3 separate regions of the Homo sapiens genome follow, and regions 1 and 2 are each linked to region 3. A link is a contact called in ENCODE Hi-C or POLR2A ChIA-PET data. All regions are on one chromosome and are shown on one strand. Each heading gives the region's core, a stretch centred on a gene start or an enhancer-like site at or near the end of the contact. The rest is flanking DNA. Distances are from core to core; before and after follow the strand shown.

Region 1 (4,317 bases), core at 724-3,223, 2.4 Mb before region 3:
CCATTCCTTGTTCTACCTCTCTGGGTCCAGATTTCTCATCTGTAAAGGTGATTAACCATATCTTCCCTGTGTGTGTGGCAGGGTAGTGAGGGTTAAATGAGAGAGTGTGGCTGGAACACTTGGCTCAGGGCCCAGCATGCTCTGAAGTTGAAAGAAATGGTACTGGCCATTACTGACAGAGGTAGAGTTCCAGAAGCACAGAGAAGGGACCTGTGTGTTGTGGCAGGAGAAAGAAGTGAAGAAAGGTGACATGTCTGTGGCGCTCCCAGCACATATTAGAGAATCTCTGCTTGGAGCAGTAGCTCCAAGTTACACATTTAAGAGAAGGAGGATGGTCCCTTTTCTGGAAAGAGGGAAATGGGATCTAGTGGGGAATGAAACCAAGGGACCCAGGATTCAGGATCCTTACTAGCTGTCGAGCCTGAGCATAGCAGCAGGCTTGCTGTGTCTTGTATTCATGTGACAGTATTGCCGTGAAGACTCATGGAGATGCACGGAGACTTGCTCAGCATTCCCGGAGAGATAATGAGCTGCATAAGGCCTTGAACGCTGGGTAGGATCTTGTCAGGTCGAGATTCTGCTCAACTGTGGGTCATGTTTATCTTCTATGCCCCACAAGAGGGACTGCTGGTCAGAGTAAGGAGTCCTCTGGTTCTGCTGTTAATTGGTTGTGTGATGCTGGGCAAGTCGCTCACTCCCTCTGGGCCTCATTTTTCCCAACAACATGAAGAAATTGAATTAAGTGACCTGTGAGGTCAGTCCTGCCTTAATCTATGAGCTTTTGATTTTTCACTTCTCTGCCTCACGTATAATAACCTGGCAATAAGTATCTATTGATTCTTACAGGCTAGGTCTTGAACAAAAAGACAGAGGCTGGGTGCAGTGGCTCATGCCTGTAATCCCAACACTTCGGGGGGCCGAGGCAGGAGAATCGTTTGAGCCTAGAAATTCAAGACCAACCTGGACAACACAGTGGGACTTCGTCTCTACAAAAATTTTTAAAAATTAGCCGGGTGTGGTGGTGCACACCTGTAGCCCCGGCTACTTGGGAGGCTGAGGTGAGAAGATAGCTTGAGCCCAGGAGGTTGATTGAGGCTGTAGTGAGCTGTGATCGCGCCACTGCACTCCAGCGTGGATGACAGAGCGAGACCCTGTCAAAAAAAAAAAAAAAAAAAGACAGAGAAAAAAGAGGCTGGGAGAACTCAGCCCAGGAGTTCGAGAACAGCCTGGCCAACACGGCAAAACCATGTCTCTACCAAACACGCACATACAAAACAGAAACAAAAATTGGCTGGGTGTGGTGGCATGCGCCTGTAGTCTCAGCTGGAGGCTGAGGTGGGAGGACTGTTTGAGCCCGGGAGGCGGAGGTCATAGTGAGCTGAGATCGTCACTGCACTCCAGCCTGGGCAACAGAGCGAGACTCTGTCTCAAAAAAACAAAACAAAACAAACAAAAAACAACCAGTGCCTTCTGATTTAATGAGTGCTGTGATTTCTGATATGTTTATGAGAAATATTTTCTTAGATCACGGTATGTTCTAGGTAAGATAAGGCAAATGGCCAAATAAAACAGAGGCTCTTTGCGCACACAGGTCAGAACAAGACACTGAAAAAGTATCAGGCGATTACAGTACTGTCTTAGAAGGATTGGCTCCCTCACTTTTCACTTCCGCCTTCCGAAGCAGCCAATGAGTACTCAGCAGTTCGCATTTATCCAAAAAAACTACAAATCCAGAAGTCAATGCGCCAGGCGAAGAGCTCATGCGTCAATTGGGACTGGTGGGCCCGCCCCTAGACGCGGAACTTCATTTCCCAGGCGTCCCCGGGGCTCTTCGATTTTTTTTTTTTTTTTTTTTTTTTTTTTTTTTTTTTCCCCGATCGTGCAGGCGTTCTCTTCCCGCCCCTTGCTCGCGGTCCTCGCGCCAAGTAGGCGCGAGCGCGCGCGCGCGGTGCACGTAGCGCGCGAGTGACGCATAATATGTGGGCCGCTGTGGAGCCGTGGTCGCGCTGTGTGTGTGTGTGAGTGGAGAGTGAGTGCGGGACCTGAGGCTGTGTGTGTGTGAACTGTGGCCACTGGCGGGGTCGGGGGGGGGCAGCGGCGGAGCCGCCTCGGACGGTGAGTGGGAAATGGAGGGAGGCGACTCTACGGGAGGGGCGCGAGGAAGCAGGTCGCGCGGCTGGCCGGGCGGCAGAGTGGGCGCCGGGCTTGGGGGAGGGGCGGCACCTGCTTGGGCCGCCGGCGAGGAGGGGGCGGGCCGGTCTGCCGGGAGGCTGGGCCCGGGGCCTGACAGGACTTTTCCTCCTCCTGATTCTTGTCCTGGGGGCGGGGCCTCCACGTTCTTCCTCCACTCCCCACGAGAAGCTTCCCGAGAGTAACTCTTCCGCCCGGAGTGGGGGGGCGGGGTGTGTCCGCCCCTACCTGGAGGAGGGGCGCATTTCATTTCCCTTGTTTTCTTTTTCCTTCCAATCCTCCTAGTCTCTGTTCCGTACGGGCTTGCGGGGCTCCATCTTCCGTACTATACGGCGGGCCCCTTCCCGGACTGTGTCTCCGCCTCCAGCTCCAGTCACCTGGGCGGGCTCTCCCGTCTCTCGGCCTCGTGCCACCTCTCCCTGCACCCGCCTGCCTCTTGGACCGTGCGACGGGGGCGGAGCTTTCCGGGCGCTCCTCCCATCCCCATGAAAGAGGGAAGGGTTGGAAAGAGAGGTGTGCGGGTCCCGCAGCCTGGAGTCAAACCTCAGAGTGCCCGCGAAGCTTCCCTGGAGTCTATTTCCGGGGGTTATAGTAGTTTTCAACTGGGGTGTCAGAAGCGTTTGCTTAACAACTTCACTTCTTAGACGGTTTTCTGTCTGGTTTCCTCTTACTGCGGTGGCAGCGCTCTGGTTTTCCATTTGTTGAGGAAATAGTTTTGGAGTGTTTGTATTTAGCTATTTTTGAGTCACAAATGACTCGTCCTTGGCCATGTCATGTTGGTCTTGGTTTTTCCTTACCCTGTTTTTTTGATGAAGCCTTTTAATTAGTTTACATGTCTTAATTTTTTATATTAGTAGCATCTTCCTGTTCAAAATGCATCGTTAATGTACAGAATGAGAGGTTAATTGGTAATATCATCCTGCATTTTCTTTTTCCAGCTTACTGGAGTTTACCTTTAATGTTTATGTAAATGTGTATATTTAGATTTTAGGATCTATTTAGTATTTTTCTTAATGATGTGACCATTTGGGTTTTCTATATAACATTTATTCATTACCCATTTTTGAGTGGGTATATATTTTTGGATGTTAAAGAGATAATAGAGAATTTGGGGAATGTAGGGAAATCATTTTGTACTTAGTATCTCTTGCGTAGTTGCTGAGTACAGTGTTTTACTGTTCTGCCTATTATACAGTTTTAAAATTTTTTATTTTTATTCATTTATTTTTTATAGAGACAGTGGTCTCAGTATGTTGCCCAGGCTGGTTTTGAACTCAAGTGATCCTCCCTGGTCAGCCTCCCGAAGTGTTGGAATTACAGACATGAGCCACTACACCTGGCCTGTTTTTTTAGATACAGGATCTTGCCCTGTAGCCTAGGCTGGAGTGCAGTGGTGTGATAACTCTTTTTTTTTTTTTTTTCTTTTTTCTTTTTTTTTGAGACAGCGTCTCATTCTGTTGCCCCAGCTAGAGTGCAGTGGCGCGATCTTGTCTCACTGCAACCTCCGCCTCCCAGGTTCAAGTGATTCTCCTGCCTCAGCCTCCGGAGTAGCTGGGACTACAGGCACGCGCCACCACGCCCGGATAATTTTTGTATTTATAGTAGAGATGGGGTTTCAGCATATTGGCCAGGCTGGTCTCAAGCTCTTGTCCTCGTGATCTGCCCACCTCGGCCTCCCAAAGTGCTGGGATTACAGATGTAAGCCACTGCGCTGGCTTTTTTTTTTTTTTTTTTTTTTTTTTTTTTTTGAGACAGAGTCTCACTGTGTTGCCCAGGCTGGAGTGCAGTGGCGCGATCTCAGCTCACTGCAAGCTCCGCCTCCCAGGTTCACGCCATTCTCGTGCCTCAGCCTCCCAAGTAGCTAGGATTACTGGTGCCTGCCACCACGCCCGGCTAATTTTTTGTATTTTTAGTAGACACAGGGTTTCACCGTGTTAGCCATGATGGTCTCGAGTGTCATCATAACTCATTGCAGCCTCCAACAACTCCTGGGCTCAAAGGAGCCTGCTGCCTCAGCCTCTTGAGTAACTAGGACCGCAGTCACAGGCTAACATGATTGGCTAATTTTTAAATATTTGTGTCGACTGTGTCTCAAAATGTTGCCCAGCTGACCTCAAGCAATCCTTC
Region 2 (3,769 bases), core at 1,248-3,747, 2.1 Mb after region 3:
GTGGAGTGTGATGGCGGGAAGTTAGAGAGTAGCAGGACTAGCCTGAAATACCTTCGGGGCCGCGGTGCCCTCCCAGATCCCAGAGAGGCTTAGACCGTTGCCACGGGTCCCCCTCCCTCCTCCAGGAAGCCTTCCCAAACGCTCCAGTGGAGGGGCTCCCCCCATTCCCCAACTCCAGGGCCCAGAACTTGCTTCACATATGTTGTTTCTTTAACCTCAACAGGTGGGTGCCTCATGGCTCTGTTTTTTGTTTGTTTTTGAGACAGAGTCTCACTCTGTCGCCCAGGCTGGAGTGCAGTGACTCGATCTCGGCTCACTGCAATCTCCGCCTCCTGGGTTCAAGTGATTCTCCTGCCTCAGCCTCCTGAGTAGCTGGGACTACAGGCGCGTGTCACCAGGCCCAGCTAATTTTTTGTATTTTTAGTAGAGACGGGGTTCCACCGTGTTAGCCAGGATGGTCTGGATTTCCTGACTTCATGATCCACCCGCCTCGACCTCCCAAAGTGCTGGGATTATAGGCATGAGCCACCGCACCCGGCCGGCTCTGTTTTACAGATGGAGAAACTGAGGCCCAAGTTGACCAAATGAGGACCACTTGGGCAGCAGGGGCAGGGACCCAGGCTTGACTGACTCTTTTTTGGGTCCCTGCCACCATCACCCCGTGCCCCCTTCCCCATCCCCTTACCTCACAGTCTGGACACGGGGAAAGGGGCACGGGGTGATGGTGGCAGGGACCCAACCCCTGGTGTTGGGCAGGGATCAGGCTCTTTGTTGGGGCTGGGGAGAAGTTTTCTGGGCCCAGAGGGGTGCTACTCGTTCCAGGAGTTGACCAGTCTGGAGACTCCTAGACCTTGGTTGGCCAAGACAACAGAGACCCTGTCCTGTTTTGTTCTCCCAGCTTCTTGGTTCACCTCTGGCCTTTTGTCCTGCTTCATCCATCATAGCTCTGAGCTGAGGTTTCCTGAGCACCTCCAAACTGCATGCCAGGCCTTGGCAGAGCAACCCATCCACTACAGGGAAGAAGGCTTAGACAGACCCAGGTTAGTGAGGACAAGAGGGTTAGTGAAGGGAGGGCTAGATCTGCAGTCTGTGGCCCATGGGCCTCTGAAGGGAGTTGGAAGGGGAAGAGTGGATGTCCACCTGTAGCCAGCTTGGGAAGGGAAGACTCAGGGAGGGAACAGCCTAAGAGGCTAGTTGTCCCCTGGCAGTGGAGGTGGAGAGGGGGCGGCATGGTCTCCTATTCCCAAGTGAGAGGGGGTGTGGCTTTGGGGACCCCCACATACTGAAAGAATATCTTGACTTCAGCCTAAGTGGTCTCGCGGTTATCAGGACACTCTAGTTCATGCAGGAAAGAAGACTCTGGCAGCTTCTGCTGGGTAGCCATGAATCTTGTGGCGACTTGCAGTCGAGGCCACCCCAAGTCTTTCTAAGCTGGGGATTGGGGGCAGTACTTGAGGCCCACTGGACCCAGGTTGGGGTTTGCTCTTCCCCGGGAAAGGTAACTTGACCCTGAGGACTTTGCTGCTCCAGGAGGGGATGGGAATGAGAGGGGATCATCTTTGAGTCCAGAGGGAAACAGCCATACAGTCAGGTCCCCCTCACTGTGCAGGCTTTGTCTGAGCTGAGAGTGGTCACAGAGGGGCTTAGGGGCGCTTGTCAGGTGAGTCCGGGGAGCCACTGACAGCTGCAGAGGTGTAAGTCATACCTTGTATTAGGGTGGGATCGAAGTGGAGGATCAGGGAAGGCTTTTTTTTTTTTTTTTTTTTTTTTGAGACGGAGTCTTGCTCTGCTGCCAGGCTGGAGTGCAGTGGCACGATCTCGGCTCACTGCAACCTCCGCCTCTCTGGTTCAAGCGATTCTCCTGCCTCAGCCTCCCGAGTAGCTGGGATTACAGGCACGCGCCACCACGCCCAGTTAATTTTTGTATTTTTAGTAGAGATGGAGTTTCACCATGTTGGCCAGGATGGTCTCCATCTCCTGACCTCGTGGTCCGCCCTCCTCGGCCTCCCAAAGTGCTGGGATTACAGGCGTGAGCCACCGCGCCCGGCCCAGGGAAGGTTTCTTGAAGGCATTCGAGCCTTGTCAGGTCAAGTGGACAAGGATGAGTCAGGGCATTCCAAGAGGCCAGCATGGAGTGATTAGTGTGGTTAGTACTTGGGCAAAACCGGAGCGATCGACGCACTCTTTTCTCCTTCTCTCAGGTCTGAATTCCACTTGCTGCTCTTTCACTGATCAGCGTTGGATAAATCGAGCCTTAGCTTTTTTTTTTTTCTTTTTTTTTTTTGCTGGCTCCCCACCCACTAGGCAAGTTGTCCGGAAGAATAAGGGCGGGGCGGGGCGGGGCGGGGCAAGGCGGGGAGGGCTCGCCCATAATAACCCCGCATTGATTGGCTTTCAGGACCTCCCAGTCTCTCATTCTCGTCCTTGGATTGGCCGCGAGACATTTATCCACTCTCCTTAGGCCTGCGCGATGCAAGACGGGAGAAAAGGAGGGGCGTACGCGGGCAAGATGGAGGCAACTACGGCTGGTGTGGGCCGGCTAGAGGAAGAGGCGTTGCGGCGAAAGGAACGGCTGAAGGCCCTACGGGAGAAAACCGGGCGCAAGGTGAGAAGTGTGGAGTGAGGGTCGCAGTTGAGGCGTCCAGCGTTCGGGGTCCGGGTCGCGCTTGAGGAGAGCAAAGGGCTAATAAGGAAAGACAGCTGCCGAGGGCGCGCATGCGCGGGCGCTAACGCATGCGCGAGAAGACGGCGCCCTCCCACGATGTCTGGGGCTGCTTGGCGTGGGACTCCTCTGGCGCTGGTGCGGTCGTCGCGCATGCGCGGGGGTGGGCAAGGCAGTGGTCAGCGACCCGCAGTCCATCTGACTCCTGCTTCCCGGGTGTTGCTCGTGTAGGTATCTAGGGCTGCCTGTAGGTTCAGATGCTTGTTGGGTTAGGCGTGATTTGTTCCGTTCCTCTATGGCCTAGCTGGTCTTTAACCCCCGCCTTCGATTCTGAGTCAGACAGACTCCCCAGTCCGGCAGCACTCCTTGGACAGGGCAGCAAGTGACAGCAGTGGGTATACAGCCGGAGTCGTTTCGTGCAAAAATCAAAAAGAGGCCGGGCACGGTGGCTCACGCCTGTAATCCCAGTGCTTTGGGAGGCCGAGGCAGGCGGATCACTTGAGGTTAGTAGTTCGAGACCAGGCTGGGTAACATGGTGAAACCCCGCCTCTACTAAAAATACAAAAATTAGCCGGGCGTGGTGGTGCGCGCCTGTAATCCCAGCTTCTCGGGAGGCTATGGCAGGAGAACCGCTTGAGCCTGGGAGGCAGAGGTTGTAGTGAGCCGAGATCTCGCCACTGTACTCCAGCCTGGGCAACAGAGCGAGACTCCGTCTCAAAAAAAAAAAAAAAAAAAAAATCGAAAATAAAAGATTTAGCCGGGCGCGGTGGCTCACGCGCCCAGTACTTTGGGAGGCCGAGGTGGGCGGATCACGAGGTTAGGAGATCGAGACCATCCTGGCTAACACGGTGAAACTCTGTCTCTACTAAAAATACAAAAAAATTAGCCGGGCGTGGTGGCGGGTGCCTGTGGTCCCAGCTACTTGGGAAGCTGAGGCAGGAGAATGGCGTCAACCCAGGAGGCGGAGCTTGCAGTGAGCCGAGATCCTGCCACTGCACTCCAGCCTGGGCGACAGAGCGAGACTCCGTCTCAAAAAAAAAAAAAAAAAAAAAAGAAAAGATTTATTTCTAACTAAGGGTGGGCCTTAGAAATTGGGAACGAGGGCCG
Region 3 (3,792 bases), core at 611-3,110:
TCTGTGTGTTATCTCTGCACTTCTAGCATCTGAAGGCCCTGAAGACATGCTGGTGGTGGTGGTATGATTGGGGGATGGAGATGTGCCTTTTGCACATTTTGTCTGTGAGAATGGACTTTCCCAGAACAGAGTGGTACTGACAGCTTTGAAAGCACCGGTGCACTTTTTGGTGCTTAAAGGCAGGGGCCTGGGTAGGATTCATACCCTCCGCACCTGGTCTGAGAGAATGGAGGGCCCTGGGGTGTTTGTCCATGGTTAGGACCCCTGTGCCAGAGGGATCTAAAAGGTTTGTTTCTGCTGGTGTGGAGAGGCCTAGCTCCCAGTCTGATCATTCAGCATATAATTTTTTTTTTTTTTTTTTGATACGGAGTTCCACTCTAGCCCAGGCTGGAGTGCAGTGGCTCAATCTTGGCTCACTGCAACCTCTGCCTCCCGGGTTCAAGCGATTCTCGTGCCTCAGCCTCCCAAGTAGCTGGGATTACAGGCGGGCGCCACCACTCCTGAATAATTTTTGTAATTTCAGTAGAGACGGGGTTTTGCCAAATTGGCCAGACTGGTCTGGAACTCCTGACCCCAGGTGATCTGCCCGCCTCGGCCTCCCAAAGTGCTGGGATTGCAGGCGTGAGCCACTGCGCCCAATCAGCCTATAATTCTTTTTTATTTTTGAGACGGAGTCTCACTCTTGTCCCCCAAGCTGCAGTGCAATGGTGTGATCTCAGCTCACTGCAACCTCTGCCTCCCAGGTTCAAGCAGTTTTCCTGCCTCAGCCTCTTAAGTAGCTGGGATCACAGGCATGCACCACCACACTCGGCTAATTTTGTATTTTTAGTAGAGACGGGGTTCACCATGTTGGCCAGGCTGGTCTCAAACTCCTGACCTCAGGTGATTCACCCGCCTCGGTCTCCCAAAGTGTTGGGATTACAGACTTCAGCCACCGTGCCCGGCCCATTCGGCATATAATTTTTGAGTGCCTACTACGTGCCAGGCAAAGTGAGATGGGGCATACGTGCTGTGGTGGCCTTCCAAGTTCACGGGAGGGGAAATGGGTGACCAAGCACTGTATGGGAGCGGTCTCCCTGGGGCCTGTGCAAGACTGGAAGAGGTTCCTGACCCAGCCTGGGCCTCAGAAAACATTACTCTAACGAAGTGACTTCTGAAGGGAATCACGAAAGACTACGGGGAGTTTGCCAGGATAAGAGGAACAAGGGCAAAAGCTCCGAGGCAAAAAGAGTCTACAGCAGGCTGGAAGCCCTCTGGGGGCAGTGTAGGCTGCTGCTGAGGCCCGAGTGTGCCTGCAGCTTTAACGCCTTCCACATTTTCCCTGTATACAAACACTAGGCTACCCGGGGGCCCGCTTTAAGGTGGACCCAACTGCGGAAGGCTGAACTCAGATGGCAGCAGACAGCGGGAGTACCAGATGCTGACTCCTCCAGGAGGTGAGCAACCTAGAGGCTTCCCAGGCAGGGCACGGCTGGGGACGCCAGGCCCAGGACAGAAGTTTGTGGGGTCCACCTTAAGCGAGAGGCCGAGCCTGGCCAGGCCCCGCCCCGCGTGGGCGTGCTCGACCAAAGGAGGCTCTGGCGGGCGACGGAAGGTGGGTCCAAAGAGCTAGCTTGGAGCCCTAGCCTTCCGAGACTCCACTACTAGGCCAAGCCACGGCCCTAGCTCCGCCCCACATGGAGAGGCGTCCATGGGCGGAGCGAGCCGCTCCATACCCTAGGATCCACTATCCGCTCTAGCGGCCAGAAGCGCGGCCACCTTCCCCTGCTGAAGCGTTCACTTTAATTTTGGCCGGTAGGCAGTCCCAGATCTCGCGGGATCCGACGCCCCGATTATCGCGAGAGGAGCAATCGGCTCCTATTGGCTGTGAGGGTTGAATGTAAGATGGCGCCCAGGGAGCTGTGAGGAGAAAACCCTGTCGGTCTTGGAGCGACGACGGCAGAACCAGGGTCCCTGGCGGTGCGGCGGGGCCGGCGGGTGCAGCGGAGGCGGCGGCGGCGGCGGCAGTGACGTCGCCGGGTGAGGGCTCCAGTGCGGGTGGGGATGCGGCGAAGCTGTAGGCCTGAGACGGGGGGCCCACCCCACACAACGGCGGGCGGGGGCGGGCGGGCCACTACCGCTGGGCCCTGGAGAGTTCGGGGCGGCTCCGGAGCCGAAAACGTTCCTGGGCTAGCGCACCCCGCCCTGTGGATGGGGGAGGGGTGGCCCGGGGATTTGGGTGGGCGCGGCGCGAGATGGCGCGCCGGTGCGGGCGCGCGGCTGAGCCTGTTTTTACGCGCGCGCGCTGTGCGGCTCTCGGTGCGCGTGGCCGCCGACGTGCGCGTTCCCGGCCCGGATATCTCTGCTCTAGGAGCTGTGGCCCGTGGGCAACCGCGGCTTTCTGGAGCGCGCGCCCGTGACGACCCCCAGTTTTGGGGCGCGCGCTCTGATATCGGGTGGCGGTGCTGCCTCGAGAGCGCGCAGGAGGCTTCTGCTGAGCAGAGGGCCGGCCGCGGCTCGTTGCGCTGGGAAGGTTGAGGATTGGGTCCTTTCTGGTCTGGTGACGTTCCCGGGCATCCGTGGCCTCGGCCTGGAGAGAAACCAACCAGCTTTGCTGTCTGGCTTGCGGTTCCGCTCCTCTGTGAGGGGGGCGAGATTGCCCGTTCTCCTCGAAGAATGCCGTTACTTGAGGCCCAAGTACGGTGCGGGTGCTTGGGTAGGGTGTTTCTCTGCTTCGGAAACCAAGCCCTCTTGGTTTGAGAGGGCAGTGAGCCCCTTCGGATTTCCTCACCTTGTACTGGGCTTTCTGCCGGGCAGGGAAGGTTAATATTAGAAGGCCCTTGAGTGGTACCTGCTTATCTTTCATTAGAAACTAATACGTCCATAAGCGTAATTCATACACGTCACCTCTGTGCGCTCCGGAAGGGAATTCGCTTATGTGGCCCATGTGAACTCCGAGCTCTAAAATGCCAGTTTAAATCCTTAAACGCAGCTTTTCTTTTGCGTAAGTGGGAGGGGCTTACTTTATTATATTAAAGGCCCACCTTTGCCTCAGCCAAAAAGTTGGCCTTAAACAAAATGGAACAACCTGAGAATCAGTGCTTTACCTTTTTTGAAATTGCAGAAATCCCAGCAGAAATTACTAAAATCTGATAGTGTATCACTGTAAAAGTCACTTTTGGTGTAGGATTTCAGTCCTTTTCAGCTCTTTTTTTGACCCTGCCGCTGTGTTTTGGTGTCAAGGAAGTTCTAGGTTTGTTCTAGAGAAATAGGCACCTCTTTTTTCTAATACAAAACATCTGCTAGTTTGATTTACAGTCTTGCTCAATTAAGCTTAAGGAATAGGAAGCTAAGAGGAAGTAAAATTAGCCATCAAATTTGATAATGGTGGGGTAGTTCTTTCTAATGTACTGTATTGTTTTTAAGAACAAAGTTAAAATTATTAATAAAAAGAGGCTGAGGATGGAAGGAACTTTTTTGTTCTATCTTCTTCAGAATATTAGAAGTCTTAAGAACTCAGGACAAGCAGCAGAAATACATGCAACATGGTGACTGGTGAGTTAAAATTGTTCATATCCTGGAAGTATCTGTGCACAGTTTTTTTTCTGGTAATACTGAAGCATTACAAATCCTGTCAATTCTGGGTGCTGTCTTCCAGAAACTATTAGGTGCTGTAAAATGAAGATGTGGGAGAACGGCATCTTTGAATTCAGCCACAGTTCGCTACTTGCTCAGTTTTCTCCTCTTAGGATATAAGTCAGTGGAACCCGCAGATTTAAGCGTTTGCAGGCTCAGCTTTTAAACGGACCTAAA

The links. A loop is a pair of places that touch in the nucleus more often than their neighbours do. ChIA-PET counts read pairs that join two places held with the same protein, here RNA polymerase II (POLR2A). Pooled maps may share reads with other maps.
Region 1: a loop to region 3 is called in a pooled map, with 18 times the contacts of the local background. The contact joins the promoter of DCAF1 here to the promoter of QRICH1 in region 3. A Hi-C loop is called at or near these places in 5 of 50 pooled maps. POLR2A ChIA-PET finds 5 or more read pairs at or near these places in 2 of 52 experiments (CD4-positive, alpha-beta T cell and T-cell).
Region 2: a loop to region 3 is called in a map of naive thymus-derived CD4-positive, alpha-beta T cell, with 16 times the contacts of the local background. The contact joins the promoter of CCDC12 here to the promoter of QRICH1 in region 3. A Hi-C loop is called at or near these places in 2 of 168 maps with a recorded cell type or tissue (breast epithelium and naive thymus-derived CD4-positive, alpha-beta T cell) and 7 of 50 pooled maps.

The regions. Positions count from the first base shown.
Region 1 is chr3:51,497,671-51,501,987 of GRCh38, reverse strand. DCAF1 (DDB1 and CUL4 associated factor 1) reads left to right here and starts at 1,973. Exons shown (of 25, transcript NM_001387579.1): 1 at 1,973-2,115. RefSeq lists a silencer at 2,084-2,313 and an enhancer at 2,424-2,523.
Region 2 is chr3:46,975,473-46,979,241 of GRCh38, reverse strand. CCDC12 (coiled-coil domain containing 12) reads left to right here and starts at 2,497. Exons shown (of 7, transcript NM_001277074.2): 1 at 2,497-2,605. The coding sequence starts at 2,510. RefSeq lists enhancers at 1,205-1,905, 2,475-2,784, 2,609-3,310, 3,311-3,769 and a silencer at 2,245-2,384.
Region 3 is chr3:49,092,139-49,095,930 of GRCh38, reverse strand. It overlaps QRICH1 (glutamine rich 1), which reads left to right and starts at 1,860. Exons shown (of 10, transcript NM_198880.3): 1 at 1,860-2,019. RefSeq lists enhancers at 1,286-1,625, 1,736-1,855, 2,224-2,736 and a silencer at 1,976-2,225.